Linked DNA regions of Mus musculus: region 1 is linked to region 2. A link is a loop called in an ENCODE intact Hi-C map of the cell type or tissue named here. Cell type or tissue: heart. All regions are shown on one strand. Links, peaks and the distances in the headings refer to the core of each region. The heading gives the core; the rest is flanking DNA.

What was found. A loop is a pair of places that touch in the nucleus more often than their neighbours do. Peaks named below come from ENCODE experiments on the same cell type or tissue, not always from the same donor. Only the 100,000 strongest peaks of a DNase experiment are listed, where the experiment ranks them.
Region 1: a loop joins it to region 2, with 2.7 times the contacts of the local background. A loop is called at or near these places in 9 of 42 quality-filtered maps.

The regions. Positions count from the first base shown.
Region 1 is chr19:17,396,062-17,404,396 of GRCm38, forward strand. It overlaps Rfk (riboflavin kinase), which reads left to right. Exons shown (of 4, transcript NM_019437.3): 3 at 2,517-2,619; 4 at 3,412-5,288. The coding sequence ends at 3,542. Among named protein-coding and RNA genes, the nearest start is that of Rfk, 6.2 kb to the left of the region's middle. In heart, for the core only: CTCF peaks have their summits at 1,870 (motif pointing right) and 4,062; a DNase peak (open chromatin) is centred at 970; H3K27ac peaks cover 310 bases.
Region 2 is chr19:16,776,225-16,784,559 of GRCm38, forward strand. It overlaps Vps13a (vacuolar protein sorting 13A), which reads right to left and starts at 4,709. Exons shown (of 72, transcript NM_173028.4): 1 at 4,446-4,709. The coding sequence starts at 4,545. In heart, for the core only: no CTCF peak of the experiment used is centred there; DNase peaks (open chromatin) are centred at 4,147 and 4,887; H3K4me3 peaks cover 2,497 bases; H3K27ac peaks cover 1,710 bases; H3K27me3 peaks cover 516 bases.

The DNA of each region.
Region 1 (8,335 bases), core at 98-8,097, 620 kb after region 2:
GTCGCTCTTTGTTTTCAGTGTGTCCTATAAGTGGGCCTTTTCCCTCATCTTTCAAAATTACCTGTTTTATTCAGTCATTTTTATTGGTCTCACTGTGTAATTTTACCTGGCTTGGAACTCCCAGAGATCTAGCCACATGCCTTTGCCTCTGCCTCTACCTCTCCAGTGCTGGGATGAAATGTGCCATCACGCCCTGTTGGTTTTGTCTGTTTAAGGGTCTATTTAAGCTTTATGGACCACCTAACAGACTCAAAAGTGAGGCCCTTTTAAAAAAAGCATTTCTTTGCATCATTGATTGCCTTAAGACACTGCTTACTGTAGTATGCTTTAACCTCATCCCTCTTCTCTCCTGCTCACTCTTTCTTTCTTGTTGTTTCATTCTTCCTTTTTTTTTTTTTTAGCGTTGCTGGGAATGGAACTAGGCTTCATATTCAGGGCCACATTCTACTTAGCCTCCTAACCCTTCCATCTAAAATCACCTGGAGGGTATAGTCTTTTTTTTTTTTCTCCTGCCCTACTTTTCCCCACAGCTTACATACTTAGCTGACCTTGAACTCATGAGCCAACCTCTGCCTCCTGAGTGACAGGCCTGTGCTAAAAACTTTTAACATTGAGGAGTTAATAAGAGAAGTGTGTCACAGAAAACTGAGTTAAAATGCTGATGTAAGAGACCAGTGGCTCGAAACCTTCTTAATGCTGTGGCCCTTTAATACAGTTGCTCATGTCGTGGTGACACCCAACCATAGGGTATTTTCATTGCTACTTCATAACTGTAATTTGGCTATGGCTATGAATCATAATGTAAATATTTTTGGAGGTAGAGGTTTGCCAAGGGGGTCAAGAGCCACAGGTTGAGAACTGCTGAAATAGTAATGCCCATGAACTCCTAAGGACTTCAAGTCCCTAAGGTTGTGTTGCTGTGAGAACACTCATCTGTTTTTCTGTGGGGCGAGGAAGGAAAAGGGAGGAGAGGTTGTTTCATTTCCTCTTTAAGCTACTCAGATAACAGAAATACTATTATCAAGCCCATTTCTGGGCCGCCTTGAATTCTTCTGAGAGGATAAACACAGTTACCCACGATCAGGATGCTCGTGCAGTTCAGGGCAGGCTGTTTATTTTTAATATTGTTATATGTCAATATCAACCATCTGTGAAGAATATTTTGCCCTAACAAAATAGTGTTGTCCTATTAATTTTAATACAGCCCAGGTAATTTTCTCTTATAGCAAGTGTTTTTAATAATCTAATTGGTGATCAAACTCAGGTCTTCTAGATTGGTGGCCAACCACCTTTACCACTAAGCCATCTCACCTGTTTTTGAGAAAGGCTTTCCATAGCTTAGTCTTGCCTAGCTCCTGAGTGCTGGGATTGCAGGAGCCATTGTCTGTCCTTGGGTCCTTGAGCACACTGTCTGACTGTCCATAGGATTAGAACCTCTACCAGGGTAAGCCTGAGACCTTGCCCATACCTAACAAGTCTAACACTGAGCTGTATTCAAGTGCCCCACGCTCCTTTGTTTATTATTTGAGATGACTTCAGTAAGTTGCAAAGGCTGGCTGTGAATTTGCTCTGGAGCCCAGATCCTCTTGCCATAGCCTCCTCAAGTAGTTGGAATCACAGGTCGGCACCAGCAGGCCTGATTCTTGTTAGTGTAAATTCCCCAGTCCTCTTTTCAAGTTTCCTTGGATACTTTGGATACTTTTGGTTTTACCATATAAGTATTAGAGAAGCTTGTTGTTTGTTTCTGTTGTTTTTATTTTCAAGAGACTTTTTTTTTTTTTTGGTGATTCTTTTTTTTTTTTTTTAAGATTTATTTATTAACATATGTAAGTACACTGTTGCTGTCTTTAGACACACCAGAAGAGGGCGTCAGATCTCATTACGGAGGGTTGTGAGCCACCATGTGGTTGCTGGGATTTGAACTCAGGACCTTTGGAAGAGCAGTCAGTGCTCTTACCCGCTAAGCCATCTAGCCAGCCCCTCAAGAGTCTTTTTAAATGTGGATATAAAAGAGAATGTGTGCCAAGTACTTCCCTCTAAATTGAGAAGATGGAGAAGTGTAGCAGCTGTTAACTGTCACTGACGGCTCTGAGAAGCCTGGAGGTGCATGTGCAATGCCTTCAGTCTCAGTCCCCAGGAGGCAGGAGCCAGGGGAGCTCAAGGCTACCCGGAGCTGCATTCAGGACTGCCTGCAAAGACCCAGGGTGTGGTGTATAGGTGTCTGGGGTGCTTACCCAGTGAAAGAAAGACTGAGTTTGATCCCCAGCAGGGATGGAGGAAAGAATCTCCAACCAGCTGGATGAATTTCAGGGTTTTGTTTTTTGTTTTTTCAACATAGGGTTTCTCTGTGGTGTAGCCATCACTGTCCTGGAATTCACTCTGTAGACCTCTAGATCTTGGGAATCAAACCTGGGTCTTCTGGAAGAGGACCCTTTAACTGGTCATTGAGCTGTCTCTACAGCCCCACTCCACCCCACCCCAACTGTTTTAATCTTTTTCAACATTTTTGTCTATAGGAAACACACATCATCCATACCTTCAAAGAGGACTTCTATGGGGAAATTCTCAATGTGGCCATTGTTGGCTATCTCAGACCTGAAAAGAACTTTGATTCTTTAGGTAAGAGTTTATATTAATCTTTGATAGTATTACAGCTACTTCTCCGAAGGGGACAGGCAAATAATTGAGCACTTTTAATTCAGGGTTAGGCACTATTTTAAGTATTGTACAAGTTAATCCCTCTTACCTTCAGTAGCCATGTGAGGTGGAGACTAAGTGCCTTAATCTGTTTTCTGTTGCTCTGACCTAGTACCAGGTGTTCCTGTGGTTTTGGTTCTGGAGTCAGAGCATGATAGGAGCATGTATTCAGTACTTGGTGAAGCCTTCTTGCTGCCTCAGTGGGTGGGCACCACAGGGTAGGGCCAAGAGAACTCACTCTTGTATCACAGCCATTTTCTGTACTCAGGAATCCATTCTGTCCTCCTGACCCACTTCCCAAAGTTCCCATTCCCAAATACCTTCAACCTTGAGGACTTAGTTTCTAGTACCTGAGTTCCAGGGGACACTCAAGTCATAGCACTTAGTGGTGAGTGGTGGCACCTGGCATCTGACCCTGCAAGGGTGGTTGGGCAGTATGTGCTGCAAGCAGTAATTAGAGATCTGCTTCTGGTGTCTTCAGGTGCCTGTTGGTATAGTGTGACATTAAACCCTGGGAGGTGAAGGGTCTCTTTACAAGAGAACACTTTATGTAACACTGGCTTTCCCTGGAGAAAAAGACGGTTCCAACATTGACTGAATCTCTGTCCTTTCCCAGGGCTGTGGCTAGGGTGCTTAGTCAGTGTTTTTAGGAGGGGCTGAGCAAAGGAATAGTAACATGGATTATTAGAAGTTTCTTTTTTTCTTTTTTTCCAGAGTCACTTATTTCTGCAATTCAAGGTGATATTGAAGAAGCTAAAAAGCAACTGGATTTACCCGAACATTTGAAACTCAAAGATGATAATTTCTTCCAAGTTTCTAAAGGCAAAATTATGAATGGCCACTAATGAAAAGTCCCTTACCTGCCTACCACTAGTGTCACGCATAGTGTCACAGTGCTTCTGATACACTCTCATCTTGATCATATTTTAAATCAAGCGTTTTCCTGTAGCTGTCAAGTGGTCTCCAGCAGTTCACTCCATCATGTTGCACAGTACTAAGAGACTCATTCAGAAATCAAGACTTTAGATGTAATATGTTGATTAAAATGTAGCACTAGAAAGCTTGTACTGAAAATAAAGTCTGTGAGTGTGGGTGGAAAAGCAAGTTCCTGAGGAAAATGAGGACTGACCATAGTTCTTGTGACTGAGTGTGCTGGCACTGGTGAGCCCAGCCAGCCTGTGCTGAACAGAGGCTTTTCAGGAAGTGCACCACACACACACACACACACACACACACACACAGAGCTTACCCATGAAGGAAAAATTAGAGTTACTTTTCTCATTTTGTGCATTGATATATTTTTACAATCCTGCAAACTTCCTTGAGTCACTCACGACTCCCCCTGAGGTCACTTCCTGGTAGTGTCCCAATGCTCTGTGTGCAGTTACTTCAGGTTGAAGTTGCCTTGATCGCCTGCCCCTCATCAGGGCTTTTGCTTTTCTTCAAAGTACTGAGGATCCAACCCAGTGCCTTACACGCCAGGCAAGTGTGACCACTGAGCTAGGCTCCCGCCCCCTTTACTTTTTGAAGCCATACAATGGATGTCTATATGTTGCCTTTTTGAAGATTAGGTGGTTTTGCTCTTTAACATTTTTGTGACTTTGGTTTATTTTCTTCCCATGTCGCCCAGAGATTACTTGTGTGTGTGCCATTCTGCTCAAAACTAAATGGTGGTCAGGTTCAAGTAAAGAAAAATAAAACAAGCTGCATTTATAGACTTGCTTGGAATTGAAATGAACATAGCCAGTTCCTACCCAACCCTGCCCTGCCTTTTTTTTTTTTTTTAAAGTGTGGTCCTGTGCTTTCAAAGTAAGTACAGTTCTCTATGACCAGGCACTTAAACATAATTTAAAAGTCCTTGTAGCTTCAGAACCGGATAAGTTCCAGTTGCATATCTCTATATCTCCTGGTTTCCCTCTTGGTTTTCCCCTGGTTCCTCCCCTTTCCCTCTTGGTGGCCTGAGTTGTTTATGTTGGCAGAAGGTTGACATTGGATGCTCGATTGCTTCAGCCTCACCGGGGCATTGAATCATCATTTGTTGAATGGCAACAGGTTTGCTGGGGCAGAGGCACTGCCTAAGTGGGAGCATGCACGTGAAAATAGAAAGGTAATTTAACAACACACAGACACCCAGAGACTTGGTCTCTGCATGTGTGTAGAAGTAGTGGTGTGGGGAGGGATGGGACTCACTCAGCCCTGTGAATGTGTTCTATGGCTGAGCAACATCCCTAGCCTTCAGAATAGAATTTTTGATGTTGGAAATCCTGTATTTAAAGGAAACCTTAATTATCAATGGATTTATGAAGGAAAGTTAAAAACAAATATGCACAGTACAAAATAGATCTGTGGCTTTTTTTTTTTAAAGTAAGAATAGCTTGTTAGTATATCAATGTTCATGGCTAATGTTATCTCATTTTGTTAGTCGTTATTTTGGAATTACATGATGTGTGATTTAGGGCTTAGTTAATTCTCTAGAATTCAAAAACTATTATTGATGTATTAAAAGAAATTACGGTACCACGTTGATTAGTCTGAATGTTTGCAGGCATTGGAATAAAATTTGACTTATTTTTTCCCTCTTCCCCTGTCAACCTGAATCCTGTATCTGTTTGGGGTATACTGGCTGTTTGTTACTATACACCTGTATTTACAATCCTGAGTAGACCTATCAAGTAAGGGTGCTCATGTGACTAAGAGCTTTATTTTCAAGGACCCTCCCCCTCCCAGTCCCCCCATCTCAGGGGTCTTTCCTCCTTTTAAAAGACCTTACAAGGTCTCTATATCTGGCTATCCTTGAAAGTACAGAGATCCATGTGTGTCTTCCTTCTGAATGCTGGGATTAAAAGTGTGCATCAAGCCTGGCCAAGACACACACACCACCACCACCACCACCCACCCACCCTTTAAAATTCCTGTAGCAAGGTGACTTTACATGGAAAGGATTCAGAGGATATCATTACTCAAAAAGTCAACTCTTTAAGAATAAAGGTTCCTATTGGGAGCTAAAGGAGCCAGACAAGTCTAACTCCTGTATAATCCTCAAGATTGTTTTGTAACCATGGATGTGCCACAACCCCACACATTGCTGCAGGGCATTCTTTCCATTTGTTACAAAGAAGTGCATTTCAGCACTCATCTGAATGAACTCTGAGATGACTTAGCAGCTTGCAGGTAGGGCACTTAGGTGATGGGGAGGTGTGAGAACCAGTGACTTGAAACTTACAAGGACCATCTTCCTTTCCCAGTGCTGTTGTCTTCCAGTTCCCCCTTGTACTTGGGACAGAAGTGAGACTGATAGAGAAAAATCAGTTTCATTGTTAGAGACTGAGCTAGAAAACAAATCAGATCTGCCAAAGAGGATGTGATCATAAGTCAGAAACACTGGATGGAGAGTTTTCTACAGACAGCAGAGAGTGAGTTCTTGAAAGGACTGCATTCCTGAGAGTTACATGTCTCTGTAACTCCATGGAAGTTACAGAGACAAAGTTCAGAGCTGAGATGGAAGGAAGGACCATCCAGAGACTGACCCACATGGGGATCTATCCCATATACAACCACCAAACTCCGACACTATTGCATATGGCAACAAGATTTTGCTGACAGGAACCTGACATAGCTCTCTTGTGAGGCTATGCCAGTGACTGGCAAATACAGAAGTGGATGCTCTCAGTCATCTATTGGATGGAGCACAGGGTCCCTAATGAAGGAGCTCGAGAAAGTAGCCAAGGAGCTAATGGGGTCTGCAACCCTATAAGAGGAACAACAATATGAACTAATCAGTATCCCCCAGAGCTGTGTCTCTAGTTGCATGTGTAGCAGAGGATGGCCTAGTCGGCCATCAATGGGAGGAGAGGCCCTTGGTCTTGCGAAGATCATATGTCCCAGTACAGGGAATGCCATGGCCAGGAAGCAGGAGTGGGTGGATTGGGGAGCAGGGCGCGGGAGGGTATAGGGGACTTTCGGGATAACATTTGAAATGTAAATGAAGAAAATATCTAATAAAAAAAGAAATCCCATAAGCATAAAGTATTAAACCATAATATATAAATAAAGCATGTGTTTTGAAAGAAAGAAAGAGATAGAGAAAGAAAAAGAAAGAAGGAAAGAAAAGAAAGAAAGAAAGAAAGAAAGAAAGAAAGAAAGAAAGAAAGAAAGAAAGAAAGAAGAGAAAGAAAGAACTGAATGTATAGAGAAATGAGCGTGGCCACGCTATGTAAAGGCTGTGGAAAACCAGGTATGGTAGCATGCTCCTGGGGCTCTAGCGTTAGTGAGGCTGAAGCAAGAGCACTTCAGCACTGAAGTCTGAGGAGACCAGCCTGCCTCAGCACAGTAAGATTATCTTTAAATAGAGGAAGAGGGGCTGATCTAGGTATGTAGTTAAGGGGTAGTGGCTATACTTAGTATGTGTGAGGCCCTGGTTGCAATCCCCAGCACCAAACCCAAAATAAGAACAAAGTCACCAGCGTATAGTGTTCAGAAAGCTGGGAACCAGGATGAACCTTCGAGTTGGCTTTCTGTCCATTGCTTTGCTTTGGTTTTTGACACAGCAATTCGTTATGTGTGTAGTCTAGGCCCTTTGGGAATTCACTGATGTCATTGTGCCTTGGCCTCCCAAGTGTTGGGATTATGAGTGCTCTGTCATGCCTGGCTGGCAGTAAATACTATCATGCTACTGCTCAAACCTCAAGTCACATGCGTGCTAGGCAAGCAGTCTGAACAGCTCCACCCCAACCTCTTGAACCCTTATTACTTGTTTCTGGCAAGAACATTTAGTATATCTTAGCATGAGGTCTAATTTGTGTATAGCCCTTGCTGACCTTGAATTCAGAGATCCACCTGCCTCTGCTTCCCAAATTCTAGGATTAAAGGTGTGTCCCACCATACTCAGCTTAGCTTGGTTGGCTTGTTTCCTGTTTTGTTTGTTTGTTTTTTATTTTGTGTTCATTTGTATGTGTGTATGTTGTGTGTGTGTGTGTGTACACCATGGTGTGTCAGAGGATAACCTTGGGAGTTCTCGTCTTATCAAGTGGTTCCTGGGATTGAATGCAAATTGTCAAGCTTGGCAGCAGTTGCCTTTGTAACACTTGACCATCTTGCTCGCCTGGGTAGTAACTTTTAAGAAACAGGGCCTTGAGTTTAAACTGCTACCTAAAACTCCCCAAGTGCTGGGATTGCAGGTGCGTGGCCCTGTGCGGCTGAACTGTGAAAACTTCTACCTGGGTTTCATTAGGCAGCTTGCTTCTTCCTCTGCAGGCCACATCTCCCATTTTTATACCAACAGCTTTATTTTCTCCATTTTATGTGCATGAGTGTTTGTCTGCATGTATGTCTGTAAGCCACATGCCTGCAGTGCCCAAGGAAGCCAGAGGGTGTCAGATGTTCTGGGGCTGGCCTTATGGGCGGTTTTGAGCCATTGTGTGAATGCTGGGAATTGAACCCAGGTTCTCTGAAAGGTATTCTTAATTGCTAAGCCATCTCTCCAGCCCCCAATTTTAGTTTTTACTCAGTGTATTCCAGAGCTACATTTAATGTTTTGGGGATATAAAACTGGAAGTCGTTGTAGGTCATGAGGTGTGGGTTCTATTCAGAGTCATGTACACCAATTGCTTGCTGCCAACCTAGCCACTCAAGGGAATTC
Region 2 (8,335 bases), core at 292-8,291:
AGATTATGAAAGCCCAGAGGTGGTGGACATCAAAGAAACAGTGTTTTCCAAACACAACAATCTAATTTCCATTATCAAAATTTTCAACTTTCAATGAACTTTTTAAAGCCCAGGTTTAACTAGAGTTGTTCCTTTTGGAATTCAAAGGAGACTTTTTTTTTTTTAAAAAACTTTGTTTCATTTATCAAAATATAACCAAATTCTTTCACATGTCACCACATGATCCAGAAACTACACTTATACATATTTATTAATGGAAATTATTTTATTTATTTATTATCTTTTGGTTTTTCAAGACAGGATTTCACTGTGTAGCCTTGGCTGTCTGAGAATTTCATCTGTATACCAAGATGACCTTGAACTCAGGGATCTTCATCGGCCTTTCCAGTGCTGGAATTAAAGGCATGTTCTACCACACCCACCTTAGCAGTGGGAATTTTAAACATGCCTTTAAAAAATATTCACATGAATGTTCATAGTGGTATCTATAATATCATAAAAGTTGGAAACAACATAAATGCCCAACCGATGACTCAATAAATATTCACACCATTAAATACTATTTAATCTACCCTTCAATAGTAAAGACATCTAAGATATCTTAAATTAAGGAAGCCAGTAACAAAAGAATATTACATGGCTACACTTAAATTAAATGTCAAGAGTCAGCAAATCTATAGTCAGAGGACAAATGGCTTCCAAAGGTGGGTTACTCATGAATAAAGAATATGTAATGTATGCTAATGAGCTGAGAAGTTTTTTGGGGGGCTGTGGGAAGTAGTTAAATGTTCTAGAATTAGTGGTAAGTGCTGTACAACTGTTACATTACAAAATAAAACACTAAATTGGAGAGTTACAAAGAGAGAATTTTATGATGCATAAGTTAAATCCCAATAGAAAAAAGAAGAGTAAGCAATCCAATTTAAAATAAGCCAAAGATCTGGCCATTTCACTGACAAAAATAAACAGCAAAAATCATGAAAATGTACCCAACACCTAGTAGCAAAGAAGCTGCAAATTAAAGGCTTAATTAATCACAGTGCTTAATACTACATACCTACTGGAACATCATTTTAAAATACTATTTTAGGGGTAGGAAGATGGTTTAGCAAGTAAAGTGTTTGCTATACAAACTTGAGAACTGGAGTTTACATCTTCAAAATTTACATAAATGCTAGGTGGGCATGGAGGCCCTCCTGTAATTCCAGCCTCCAAAGGGTTCCTCAGAGCAAGCTTAGAAAAATAAATAAATAAATAAATAAATAAATAAATAAATAAATAAAAGCATTTCATTTGGCTTAAAGTTTCTGAGTGTTGAAAGTCCATGATGGCAGAGTAAAGGAACAGCTGAGAGCTCATGTCCTGATCCACAACCACCAGGCAGAGGCACTGAGAGTTCAAACCTCAAAGCCAGCCCCTAGTGACACACACACCTCCTCCAGCCCCCAGTGACACACACACCTCCTCCAGCCCCCAGTGACACACACACCTCCTCCAGCCCCCAGTGACACACACACCTCCTCCAGCCCCCAGTGACACACACACACCTCCTCCAGCCCCCAGTGACACACACACCTCCTCCAGCCCCCAGTGACACACACACCTCCTCCAACCCCCAGTGACACACACACACCTCCTCCAGCCCCCAGTGACACACACACACCTCCTCCAGCAAGGACGTGTGTCCTAATCATTCCCAAACAGTTCCACAAACTGGGGATCACCAAGTATTCACACATGCAGGCAACCATATAGACCTGCACACCCACCGCACACACATACAAGGAAACAACATTTTAGAAGTGAGGCTAGCAATGCTCAAGAGGATAGTGCACAGCTACATCTTGATACAAAACTGGTGATGGTGCAACATAACAGAGCCATTTCAGACATCAGTGTCAAGGTGTATTAGTTAAGTTTGAGGGGTGGATTCATGGGGGAGGGGGGACCATAATAAAATGCTCGAGACTGGTTCTTATAGACAAAGTAATACATTTGGCTCAGTTTTGCAGGCTGAAAATTCAAACAGCATAGCAGCAGCTATGGTGAAGATCACACACACACACACACACACACACACACACACACGAGAGAGAGACAGAGAGAGACAGAGACAGAGAGATACACACACAGAGACAGAGAGAAAGCTCACAAAAAGAAACTGAAAGCTAAGGTGAGAGGCCACTGTGCCTTGTTAGGCCTACATCTAAAAGATCCAGCACCTCTTATCAGTGCCAGACTAGGGGCTAAGCTTCCAACATAGAACTTTTAGGAGACACAATCAGACTTTAACCAAATCCTATCATTTCACTTCTCATAAAGTTACATATTTACTTACCACTCACAATCCCACTGCTAGGCATTTACTCCAAAGAAATAATTTATGTTCACACTAACACCTGATGCACCTTGCCCTTTAACTGCCAAAAAGGAAATACTGCAAAGATGGCAAACCTGTGTCTATAACAAGCCCTAACGTCCTGCATACATCACCTTGTCCTGCCATTCCCGTGCTTCTGAGCAGGACAAGGTGATGTATGCAGGACGTGAATGACGCATGGACGACTTCTCTGCATTCTGTTAAGAAGCCTGACTCAAGCCGCTACACAGAAGCTGAGTGTGATGGCACAGGCCTTTAACCCCAGCACTCAGGAACCAAAGCAAGAAGATTCTAAGTTCCAGGCCAGCCTGGGCTACATAGTGAAACTGGATCTCAAAAAGAAAAAAGCTACAAAGCCAAAGGATTCAGTTTATAACACTCTTAAAAATAAAAGCAAACCAGCAGACTGTGAACAGATAAGTAACTGCCACTCGAGGAAGAATCAATTACAAAGAAAAGAAGTGGGAATTTCCTAGGCTTATAATCTTTTTGTATCATTATTGAGATAGTTGAAACATTCTTAAGGTTTATTAAAACAAAACTATTCACAAGACTCAACTTTATTCTAGGTAAACTTTAAATACATAAATTTGGTGAATTATAGTTTACACAGCCTGCACCTTAAATGTACAAAACATTTCACTACAAATCAAACCACTGTTCAAGTAACGTTTTCTTGTTCATTTTATTGTTTTCATCTGTATGTATGAGTGTTTTGCCTGTGTGTATGTCTGTGCACTACACGCTTGTGTGCAGTGGCCCCTAGAGCCAGAAGAGAAAGGCAGATGCCCTGGGACAGATGATTGTAAGCTGTCATGTGGACACCAGGCTTGGATCCAAGTCATCTGGAAAGGTAGCCAGCGCTTTTCACCACTGAGCCATCTCTCCAGGTACCAGCTCAGATATTCTTCCAGGCTTTTTTTCTGAGCTACAGAGTTTTGTTATCCTCACTCTGCAACTGAGAAGCAGCGCAGACTAAGCAACTTGCAAGTACCTGATCTCAAAGAGGCTGTGCTAGCTCTTACAGATCAATTGCCCACGTTATCGTGGAAGAAGGTACCTAGCTACATTGAGGGCTTGTTTGTTTAATAAAACTAAATTACTTGTTTTCATTATTTCAAAAATGAGAAGGCTCAAGATAAACGAGAACTTTTAGAAAGTTTTAAGTAAGTACATTATCAGAGAATGCACACACTATTTACACAAATAATTAACCCTAACTTTGGCCTGGAACGTTCATTTCAAAAAAGGCCTCTACTTGCTAATAGCTACTTAAAATAAACAAGAGTCTAATGCAATACAGATGGAAACACTAAAAATAAGACACTGTATTAGGTAAATCATTGCAGTGAAGGGGTAGATGCAGCCCTTCCCATCTAAGCAACAGAGAGGAGTGCTCATCACGTCTTCGTCAGGTCCGAGAAACGGAAAGCCCAAATTACATTTTGACCGTCTGTTTTCCTGCATTTTCTTTTCGTTCTTTAAAAAAACAAAAAACTCAGGTCTTACAAACACCCACATTCCCACCTGGTCAGGCTGCGACCTGAAAACCTAAGTAACTCTGAGATACTCTGAAAGGGGCTTTCCTTTCCTTTTATTCCCCCTGTCATTTGCCTGTCCCAGCTAAGCAACACCCAAGTCCAAGTTCAGTGGCCGGACCGGAACTCGCCTAGAAAGCACGGTGAAGTGGGGCAGGGAAGGGACGAAGGGTGTCTTCGCGGACGGCGCCTGGTCTTCACGTGCAAGTCGGCGTGCGACTCCCCGTGGGCTCGCCGGAGCCTTCCTGACAGCCCGGGGCCAAACTGCCAGGGATGCCTCCCTTGCCCAGCGGAGGCCAAGGGTCACCAGCACCCGGCCCCACCGGGACGCGAGGCTTCAGCCAGCGCCTCCCCCAACCTCACGGCTCGCGCCGCCCGCCCGCCCGCCCGGGAACCGCCGCCCCGCTTTACATAACTTGAAGGGCGAGGCGGGCAGCTGCAGGTGGCGGCGCCGGGCTGGCCAAGGACCGAAGCCACGAGAAACCGCGCCGCCGTCTCCCGCGACCCTGGAGCGGCGACCCCGTTACCTTTCCAAATGCCCAGGGAGAGCTGGGACTCGTCCAGGTTCACCACATAGTCTCCCAGGAACCGGTTCAACACTTCCACGACCACCGACTCGAATACCATTTTTTTTCCTCTCTGCCGCGGAGGGCACCGCGGCACTACCCGGGCTGCTCCTCCCTCGAGACGGCTCGGCTTACCGGCTCCCGGCCCGCTCCAGCTACGGTGCGGGTGCTGCCGGGTCCCCTCAACCCGACCGCGAGCCCCACAGAAGGAAGGTAGCCGCTCGCACCACGCGTGCGCAGCTCGGGCTGCGCGTGGGGGCGTGACCGACGCGGAACTGGAGGCGCGGCCGGGAGCGAGAGTGAAGGACGGCGGCTGCGCAGCCGCGGGCCCGCCCTTGCCCGCGAGCGGACCGCCGGGCCTCTCCCGCCGGCCGCGCCTCCTATCCGTCGCTTAGCAACAGAACACCAGTCGAGCGCTGGAGACCCCGCCCCGGAATGATTCTCCTTTTTACCCGCAGCGAACTTTCTCTAGGAGGCGGGGCGTGATGATAACCGACAGGAACGCCGCTTCCGAAAGAGAAAACTAAGATCGCGGGATCCAAAGAGTGGAGAGTGTACAGCTTGGTGCGAGGTTGCGGGAAGTTTCCTGAGGCAGTTTCCCAGGACGCTTTTCCCCCATTATTACCAGTTGTGAGGTTCGGCCAGCCTTGGTGCTTGGGTACTTCCTGACGTTCTCCCTTCTCCTGGCAAGGATGCGAACTGGCCCTTCAGTTGCCTTCCCTTACTTCCTCAGCTACTAATCTGTGCTGAGGAGGGGCGAGGGAGAGTAAAGTTGGGAGATAAATTCCAAGTTCTTAATGTGCAACTGCTCTTGGCACCTTTTTCCGGTCAAATCATTTATGTGAAAGCCGCCAGTCATGTTAAAGAGTAGCACGTTTGAGTCAGTCCGGAGACAGCAGAGAGCCTGCCAAGAACCAAGAAAGACACCTCTGAGCCTTAGTGGCCAAGCTAAAATAAGTAGTGTCTCCGCTCCACGCTTGGACTTAGAGAAAATTGGTCCCAAAGTCCTGAGGTCACAAGACAGAGGTGCAACTTACAGAACCGACATTAATCCTCTGAGGATTTCAGAGGCAGCAGTACACTTTCAACTTTCTCTTCGCAAGGCACATCCTGATTTGGCACTGAGTGTATTTTGTGCATAGTCATCAAGTATCTCAAATTTATTTCAGAAAAAAAAAAGAGCAAAAATAGTGTAAACTTTTTTAAGCTTTTAAAGAATATATTAGCATATATTTTACAAAATAATGGGTTTCATTATAACATCTTGATAAATGTGTATATTTTGGTCGTTTATTACCCATGACTCTTTCTTGTCCTATTGACTGATTCCTTCTTCCCAAATAGGACCCCTTCTGTTTTCATGGATTTTTCTATCAAGATTCTAAACCTTCATCCATGTTGGTTTTTTTTAATGAGTTTTTATTTAGCACAATTTTAAATTTCATTTGTGTGTGTGTATAAGTGTTTTCTACATCCGTACCTGGTACCCTCAGGAATAGCTCTCTGGTTATTGGCGTTACAGGAGGTTGTGAGCCTCCATGTGGGTGGGTGCTGGCAACGGAGTTCAGGTCCTCTGAAGCAAATGCTATTAGGCAGTGTCGTCTCTTGAGCCTATTCTAAAATTTGATCCCAGAGAAGATATAAAACACTGGACTGCTTCTCCTATGGTCCCCAAGGACAAACGCAGATATGATTCCATCAAAGTTCACGTTGGAGAACCAATGAGTTTGTTGGGCTTCCTTAAAGAGCATATCTGAGGACTTCGTTATGGGAGTGTGGGTGTGGGAAGTACTTACCCAACAGGGATGAAGGCTTCTCCATTGTAGCTTCATAGACAGAACCCACTCTTCTAGTCTTCCCCATCCACAACCCCAGTTTGTCAGTCCTCAAACTGTGGGTATCCACAAGGGTCCTGAATAAGCCTTTCACAGGGGTCGTCTAAGACCATTGGAAAAAGAAAGATATTTGTATTACAATTCATAGCAGTGGCAAGATTAGAGTTGTGAAGTAGCAACAAAAATAACTTTATGGTTAGGAGTCACCATTACATGAGGAACTGTGTTAAAGGGTCTCAGCAATAAGAAAGTTGAGAACCACCGTTCTAGTCCCTCCCTGAGGCCATGTGCAATTCAAGCACAGTCACATACCACAGGTGATAGTACAGCAAGGTACGCTCCTCCACCAGCTGAGACAAGCCTTTTACAAGGGGCTACAGCTGAACAAGATGGAGGACACCTGGCTAGGAGGACAGTCACAGCAAGGTCTGAGGATGTTTGCTGCATGTTGTGTGATTGTTCTGAGACACATCTTCCTGAACTCTGTACATGGAGTTGACCTCAAACTCGTGGAGATGTATGTTCCTGCCTCTACCTCTCAAATGCTGGGAATAAAGGCTATTGTCACCACACCTGGCTTATTTGACATAGTTTCACATAGTTTTTCTTTTGAAGGGCCTTTATGGAGTTTCTAAGTCAACTTCATGATCTCAGGGACACTGAGGTATTAGGAATTTTTCCAAAGTCAAAAACGAAATTGGACTTCCTGATTCATCATATTTGAGAATATTCACATATTTCTCAATAATAATAATAATAATAACTTGTTTTGACTTATTGCTTCTATTTTTAAATGAAAGAAAACAAAGCTTGTTGGAAGGACAAGCAAAGGAGAAAATTCTTAAAGAATCTTACAGCCAATATTGATGGTAATATAAGTAAACACAATCTTTGTAAATGCCAGCCTGTAAGTTCCAACAAGCTGATCCATCTGTGTGTGCATATGTTAGTGTATACATACTTACATGTATGTAAGTGTATGAATTTTGCCTTAGCAATCCTTCCAGAGATTTAAGCTAAGAAAAGAATTTTTAAAAATTAAAACCTATTCTTATAAGAACATTTATTAAACCTTTGCTTAAAGAAGCAAACTTAAATATTCATTAGTAGAGAAGCTAGGCAAATTAACATATACATGCATACACTAGGTTAACAATGCAGGAATTAAAATGAAAACAAAGATTTATAAAATGAGAGGTTATCGCTCTTATCTTGGGAGAAAGGACTAAATTGTTGTGAATTGTCAGCTAATTTTGACTGTACAGAATATACAAAAGTCTGGGAATATATTCACCAAATGTTAACCACAGCTATCTCTAGATGATAAGGCTTTTGACAGTGTCTATTTTCTATGCATTTTTTTTTTGAAGATGAAGACATACACAGACACAGTCCAAACCTCACTGGGCAACTCATATGGAATTGGATTTGAACGCTCAAAAGTCTGCCTAAAAACTTGATCTGAGCAACACATAAATGCAAAGATAAATCTTGTTCAACAGCACTAACAGCTGGGGAAAGGAAATCAGAGCTGCAGTCATACATGTGAATTTTTCCCTTATTTAACCCAGCAGTAAAGCTTTTAAAAATAGTTATGATCTCCAAATGCTGGTGAAACTATTGAGAACCAGGGTCATTCATATACTAAAAATGAGAATGTGAAATGCTATAGCCTCTCTGAAAAAGTTAGATCATGTCTGCAAAATCTAAGCAAACAATGTCCATGCAAACTAGCAATTATAAGCCAAGACATTTATCAAAAAAAAAAAAAAAAAGTGAAGGCAACTGAAGTGGGTCAATGAAGAGTGAGGAAGATAAGCCATCCATCGGAAGTACCAAAACTCATTCTGATTGTCTGGTAGCAAAGAGCACAATGTTCAGTAGCCCACTGTGAACTGAACGCACGATCGATCCTGACTAACCTTGTTCATTCGCTCTAACCAGCCTCCACATCTGCGTCAATATTAATTTATCCGGATGAGAGATCTTTCAGAAATGAACTCTCTGCTGACTTGC